2 separate regions of the Homo sapiens genome follow, and region 1 is linked to region 2. A link is a contact called in ENCODE Hi-C or POLR2A ChIA-PET data. All regions are on one chromosome and are shown on one strand. The core of a region is the stretch at or near the end of the contact, and the rest is flanking DNA. Distances in the headings are between cores, read along the strand shown. Region 1 holds the start of DAB2 (DAB adaptor protein 2). Region 2 has its middle 13 kb from the start of FYB1.

Evidence for each region. Hi-C counts contacts between places; a loop is a spot of excess contacts on that map. ChIA-PET counts read pairs that join two places held with the same protein, here RNA polymerase II (POLR2A). Pooled maps may share reads with other maps.
Region 1: a loop to region 2 is called in a pooled map, with 1.8 times the contacts of the local background. The contact joins the promoter of DAB2 here to the enhancer-like site in region 2. A Hi-C loop is called at or near these places in 1 of 50 pooled maps. POLR2A ChIA-PET finds 5 or more read pairs at or near these places in 4 of 52 experiments (A549, GM12878, PC-9 and 1 more).

What each region holds. Positions count from the first base shown.
Region 1 is chr5:39,423,283-39,426,853 of GRCh38, forward strand. It overlaps DAB2 (DAB adaptor protein 2), which reads right to left and starts at 1,698. Exons shown (of 15, transcript NM_001343.4): 1 at 1,522-1,698.
Region 2 is chr5:39,230,586-39,234,135 of GRCh38, forward strand. It overlaps a transcript of FYB1 not described here. Among named protein-coding and RNA genes, the nearest start is that of FYB1, 13 kb to the left of the region's middle. RefSeq lists a silencer at 1,422-1,716. Within about 2 kb of position 1,711, at least 4 of the 41 ENCODE cell types and tissues checked have a DNase peak (open chromatin) inside an H3K27ac peak, as active enhancers do; they include PC-9, where a contact is called at or near this core.

The DNA of each region.
Region 1 (3,571 bases), core at 448-2,947, 190 kb after region 2:
CAAAGACCACTAGGTCTTCTTCATGCTTTCTCTAGAAGACTTTCCCATTGTACTCAAATACTCCCGAATTCTCAAGGCAATAAACTTTCTTACAGTGTCACTGAGGGCCATCTCCCTTCCAAGAGGGGAGACACAGAACCTGGAGTGGGCGGGGCACCTGGCTCAGAGAAAAGTAGCCTCCCAAAGTCTGGCTGCTGGGGTAAGAAGCATGGTGACAAGCCATTTGGTAGCTGCAAGCTCCCTCCTCCCCAACAGCCAGTAGGTGCTTTTGTGTGAGAAGCCAACCTCAAGACTGTAAGGACAATCAAGTATACATCTCATCAAAGCCATTCCAAGAGGCTTATCAGACATCTCAAAGGCATTTTTTGTAGATGCCTGCTTTCCACTCCCATTACTTCTGTTTGCATTAGTTATATCTTACCTCCTTCTCCCCCATGCCCCTGCTTTGCCTGACTAAGGCCAGAAATTTTTTCATGAAGTCACTTTATAGAGCAATAGCAACATTTACTATTCGTGAAGTCGCCCCTCCATAATTTTTAAGTCTTTCCATGTGTCTGGAAGCTTGTTTCTGCTCTTCTCGGTTTACAGAGCGGCTCTCTTCCTTCCAAACAAAAACTAAAAAGAAAGGGGAAAAGGTGGGGGGTGGTTGGGGTGGAGATAACACCCAGATTCCTTAAGTGTTTTTAATCCAGTTGAATTTCCCTTTGGACTCAGCTCCCTGCTGAAACTGTCTGCGGACCAGAATTCCAGGCTCAGAATTAAGTCAAGAGGGAAAGACAGCAGAAACAAATAACAGAGTCAGCTCTATGCTATGAAAACCGCTATGTTGACTGAGGCTCCACGGTTTTAACCCATTCATTTTTCCCCCCTTTTTTAGAATTCTTACTTAATCTTTTTAACCAGCTTACAACAGGCAGGCAAGCACCATATAAACCATGCTCCCTGCGCCGGGGGATATAAAACAAGTTTCTTAAGTCCCTTGGGTAGATACTTCCTTAGGAATGCCGGTGTAAGACAAAAGTTCACATTTTAATGCCATATGTTGTCAGTCACCAGGAAAAAGCTCCTTATGGGCACAAGCCAGGTCCCCAGCCTTTGTCACACAGCAAAAATAAACACCCTTCGAGGAGTTAATTAGGCGGTCAGCAGCCACCTCAGTGTCCTAGGAGGGCTGCCCGCAGACCTTTTACACACACACACACACACACACACACACACACACACACACACACACACACACGACACAAAAGGAGGCGTTTGTTAAATGTCACAAGCTGGGCATCTGGAGTCGGATTCGAAAGGTAAATACATTCCGCGGAAGCATTCCTCAGATGTCAGGCCACAAAACTGCTGGTTTCCCCAAGCACAGGGTCTCATTTCTAAGATTCCCCACAGCCCAAGGTCTGTACTCAAAGAAGGGTAGCGGGGGGCGGGGGGGTGAGAGAGGGGGAGCAAAGGAGAGAAGGAGATCTTTAAAAAAAAAATGGAGCCAGAGGGAAGAAGGGTTTCGAAGCTACTCACCGGCTAGCTATTGCCTCCGTGAAGCGAGCATGACTTCCCCGCGCCCGGAGCCTCCAGGCTACAGCGCAGCGGATGCGGCGGGCCTCGCTTAAATAGCCGCCGGCCGGGAGCTTCGGAGCCGCGCGGCCACTCCCGGCGAGAGATATGGTTCTAATCAGATGCTGGCAGCTGAGGACTCCCCAGGAATGTGCCAGGATGTTTTTGCTGCCTGGGCTTGGTAACTCCCCCTCAACGTGTCTGCAGAGTCTTCCAAACTTAACTGTTTATTAACTCGCGCTGCAGCGGCGCAGAGGACCCCGCTCCCCTGAGCTCCGCGAGCCCCACCAGCTGGGGGCGATCGCAGGGACCCAGCGACGGGAGGGGAAATGTGTTCGGGGAGAAGTCAAAAGCCCCAGACCGACGCGGGCGGGGGGCGGGTGCAAATAAGGACAGGAAAGGGAAGCTCTGGAGGAAAGGGGTGGGATCCACCGAGCTTCGTTTCACAGATCCGTTCCCTGGATTGCCACTGCGAGTGATGTGGCACACGGAGTCATCCTAACCAACCCGTTGGGGCCCTTTGAACAAAGGACTGCCTTTACTCCTGACTTTTCTGACAAGGGACAACGGTTCCTGCGCAGATCTGCAGTTTCTAAAGTTGATCGCGCGATTGGATTTGCTCCCCTTAGAAGAAATTAGTGTCTCCCTCATTGCAGATGCAAATGCGCTTAAGTTAGTGGGAAATCTATGTGTGCATATGTGAAACATACTGTATTTACCTATGAAATATAATCATATATATGGATATAAAAATAATATTCTCTCTGAAATCGATATGAGCAAAACATGTTCACGTCTATGTAGCCTATCAAATAAGTTATAATTCTGATACAATCAGAGATTCTATACAGGCTTCCCTTACAGTGTATATACACCTATATGTAGACACATAACATGACTTTATCTGCATGAATTTCCATAGCACTTCCTATAACTCTAGGAAAAACATGAACTGCAAGAAATAAAATATTTAAAAATGTTAACGTAGAGTGCTGAGCGGTAGAAGGTACTCCGCAGCAAATCCTAATGAGTGTTAACAAGCTGAGAATTCATTTTCTCCATATTTTAAAATCAAGAATTATTGTAAAACATCCACAGAAGCTCTGTTGCTTTTTGGAGAATTCTGAAATTACTCTTGTGAAAGACGTGTCTCTTTTCCCTTTTTTTAAGAAAAAAATTTAATTGTTTAAAGTCAGAGGCAGCACGTAGTAAATGTGAAAATGCTAAATTGTATCTCGGATGGGAGGGGGTTATTGATTTTATCGAGTAAGCAACACAGTGGATTTGCATTTTACCTCTGGAAACTGAGGGTTCAAATAGGGCTCGTGGGACATCAAGGATATATTTTGTGGTCCGTGCCTAGCCTCGACTGCAAAGCCACTGTGTAATTTGGGGTAGCTCAATGTGAGTGGCAATGTCTGCTCTCAAGTAGGTCAGGCTTGAAACAACCGTTGTTCGGGGAGACTGAGGGGTGCAGAGCAGCACAGCTGGCCCAGAATTCTACTTCCCCAGCCTCTACTATTTCTCATCCCCTGACACACCTAGGGGTGTGGAGGCAGGGAGGGCCATGCTGGCAGTTTTCAATATTCCTCAGAGGTAATTTGCTATTTTAAAAAATGACTTTGTGTGAATGACAGGAAGTATACAAATTTTAGTCCTAGGATAGTATTCTATTTATAACATTTATGCAGAGAAATGTAATTCTAGTACATTTTAGAACACAAGGCTTTGTTTCTAAAATCTAGAAGTCCAGTTTCATTTCTATTGGCTAGGTAGCTGGAAAAAGGGCTGCTGACTTCAGGCAAATAGAGACTTTGATAATTAGAAAGACATGGGTGTCTCTTTTAACCTCAATATGTAATATTTTCTAGACTAAGAAGTGCTCACTCAATTCTATTTTTTTTTTTTTTGAAAGACTCTTACCAAGAAATACTAACTTATGTTTGCTCTACCCCACCAAATGGAAGGGATTTGTCTAAGAAGCCAGAGGAAGAAAATGATTTCATCTGCTATG
Region 2 (3,550 bases), core at 461-2,960:
ATATGTATACATATTCTTCCACATCCCTGCAGCTTCTCTTCTGTCTTAAACATGCTTACAGTCACTTTTTTAAAAAGTCCTATCACTGTGTAAAAATGTATTATTACTTCAGTGAATTGGCCTTACCTAGACACCCGTTCAAAGGCATTATCCACAAGGCTGATGCTGGCATCACGGTCTAATGACTGAAACCCAACTGGACAGGGTACAGCTGAGAATTGCTGACTCTGTGAGAACTTAGACTTCCCTGTCTCAGTATACACACACACACACACACACACACACACACACACATATATATACACATACATGTATATATATTAGTAGAGTGAATGGAATGACTGATTGTCCCAGGCCAACCGTAATAAAAATGGAGCATAATCTTGTGCAAATATCTTTCTATTTAAAAAGGAAAATATACTAAAGTGTTGTATCATGATATTAATATTGATTAGAACAAGGAGGAAGAAATAAAGATAATGAGCAGGAAGAGCTATTAATCAAGACATATTTATTCCAGGAGGCAGTTTGATGGAATAGAAAAAAGTACTCAGCTCAGAGCAAAAAAAAAAAAAACAAAAAAAAACAAAAAAAACAAAACAGCTGTAGCCACCAGCTTCAGCTGCTGTTGCCCTGGGATTTCTGTGTTACCTTGGACAAGTCATGTCCCCATTTCCATCCTCAATTCCATGAATTCAATTAGGGAACACATTCAAAAGCACCTGGCACAGTGCTTGGCACATGGCAAGTACGAAATACATGGTTGGCCATCTTTTCTCTCTAAATGTACTGAGTACCTTTTGGGTTACAAAGCTTTCTGTTAGGTGCTATGGCAAAGTTGAATAAGAAAAAAATCTCTTCTCTCAAGAAACCCAAGGCTATTTGGAAAAACATATGATATATTTCTGGAAAATTCATAATACAATGACTATTGCAGGGTAATATATTTCAAGAATGAAATAAACAGCCCAGTCATAAGAAATTATTACACATTGGAGTGCTCCTGAAATGCTACTCGAAGAATGGGTAGGATTTCGTGGGCTGAGAGACCAGGAGATTAGTGCAAACAATGGGAGAAAGAGTGCTAATAAGGAGGTGCTCAGACACTAATTATTTCTCAAAATTCTTATGTGGCTGGGAGGTGAACAGAGGTGCAGAGAGCTATTTCTCTTTCACAGAGGGGAGAACTGAGACAGGGAAGTCTAAGTTCCCACAGAATCAGCAATTCTCAGCTGCACCCTGTCTAGTTGGGTTTCAGTCATTAGACCACAGTGCCAACTTCAGCCTTGTGGATGATGCCTTTGAAGGGGTTTCTAGGTAAGACTGACTCACTGAAGTAATAATACATTTTTACATAGTGAAGAGACTTAAAAAAAAGTGACTGGAAGCATGTTTAAGACAGAAGAGAAGCTTCAGGGATACGGATGAATTGTATATCATCAAACTGTTTGCCTTAGCTCTGAGCTCTTGAGAAATAGGTCAATGTAGAACAATGAACAATGGTGAACTTTCTCTGAACCAAAGATAAGAGTGGCTGAAAGAGCAAGACAGAAAGATACCTGTTTCAGAACATGCACACACACTACACATGCACACACACGCATACCAATCTCCTTCAGGAGTCAGCTTTGATCAAAATGAACATTGCATGTTTGTACAAAAAAGGAACATTTAATATAAACTTTTCTGGCATCAGTAGCCCATATTACCCAGAAATATAAGTCACATGAAACTAAAGAAATGAATAAGCTACCAGGAAGGTGAGTCAGGGCTGCTCTGGGCACCACTCTACCCGTTCTCCTTGCAATAACCCACAGATGTGCAGCAGGTCTCAGAAATGGTATTCAGGCTGACAACGGACCCAGCTGTCCTCTCAAATTGAAATTAAATCCTCATGTAAAGCCATTGTAAGTGTGACATTTTAGCATAAACATTTATTTTATTTATTTATTTATTTATTTATTTTTTATTTATTTTTTTTGCTTTTTTTAAAAATTATACTTTAAGTTTTAGGGTACATGTGCACATTGTGCAGGTTAGTTACATATGTATACATGTGCCATGCTGGTGCACTGCACCCACTAACTCGTCATCTAGCATTAGGTATATCTCCCAATGCTAACCCTCCCCCCTCCCCCCAACCCACAACAGTCCCCAGAGTGTGATATTCCCCTTCCTGTGTCCATGTGATCTCATTGTTCAATTCCCACCTATGAGTGAGAATATGCAGTGTTTGGCTTTTTGTTCTTGCGATAGTTTACTGAGAATGATGATTTCCAATTTCATCCATGTCCCTACAAAGGACATGAACTCATCATTTTTTATGGCTGCATAGTATTCCAGGGTGTATATGTGCCACATTTTCTTAATCCAGTCTATCATTGTTGGACATGTGGGTTGGTTCCAAGTCTTTGCTATTGTGAATAATGCCGCAAGAAACATACGTGTGCATGTGTCTTTATAGCAGCATGATTTAGAGTCCTTTGGGTATATACCCAGTAATGGGATGGCTGGGTCAAATGGTATTTCTAGTTCTAGATCCCTGAGGAATCGCCACACTGACTTCCATAAACATTTCATTTTAAAAAGTTTGCATGCAACTAGAAAGAGCTAGCAAATATTTGGCTGGGCAAATAAACGGTTTGGTTTACAAGGAGGAAGTTAGACTTAGATGTAGCCCCCAAAGAGCTGTGGGTAATTAGTTGACTGGATGAAGAACCATGGTGAGCATCCTTAGCAGTGTCTCCTGGCCAGCTTAGAAACAGAGTTCTATTGGCTTTATTCTTTCTTCAGTTAATCATTGCTTACAAGTCCAGTTGTTTTATATTTGTACTCACCATCTTCTAGAGCAGTGGTTCTCAACTCTTTGGTTTCAAGACCATTGAATGCTTAAAAATGATCGGCAGACTCCAAAATGCTTTTGTTAACGTTGGTAATAAGTGAGAAAACTTTAATTTACTTATTAATGCATTTAAAATAACAATAAATCATTACATATTAACATAAAACTTCTATGAAAAATATATTTTCTAAAACAAAACTTTTAGTGAGAGGCTTGGAATTGTTGTACATTTTTGCAAATGTGTTTAATGCCTGGCATAATAGAAAACAGCTGTATCCTGATGTTTGCTCTGCATTCAGTCTGTTGTGGCATATTGTTTTGGTTGAAGTATATAAAGATATGGCCTCATACAGACATGTAGTTGGAAAAGGGAAGGATATCTTAATAGCCTTTTCAGATAATTATGTAGTATCTAGAAAATTCCACTGAGAACTCAGGAGAAAGTGATAATGAAAAAGACAAGTTAACATAGTAGTATTATTGTGTAGGTAGTTTTGACATTGTGCGTTGCCTGAAAGGGACTTGATGACTCCCAGGCATCTTTGGATGACATTTTGAGAACCACTGCTCTGGCCTTTCTCTAGCTTAGATGGGGTTTACTGTTATCTGTGGCTAACTCTTTAAGTAAACTGACTGTGAACGCCACATGCATGATATCCAGGCTCATTTCTAGGTCTTTAAACAGCATCTTCCACTTAGTTCCATATT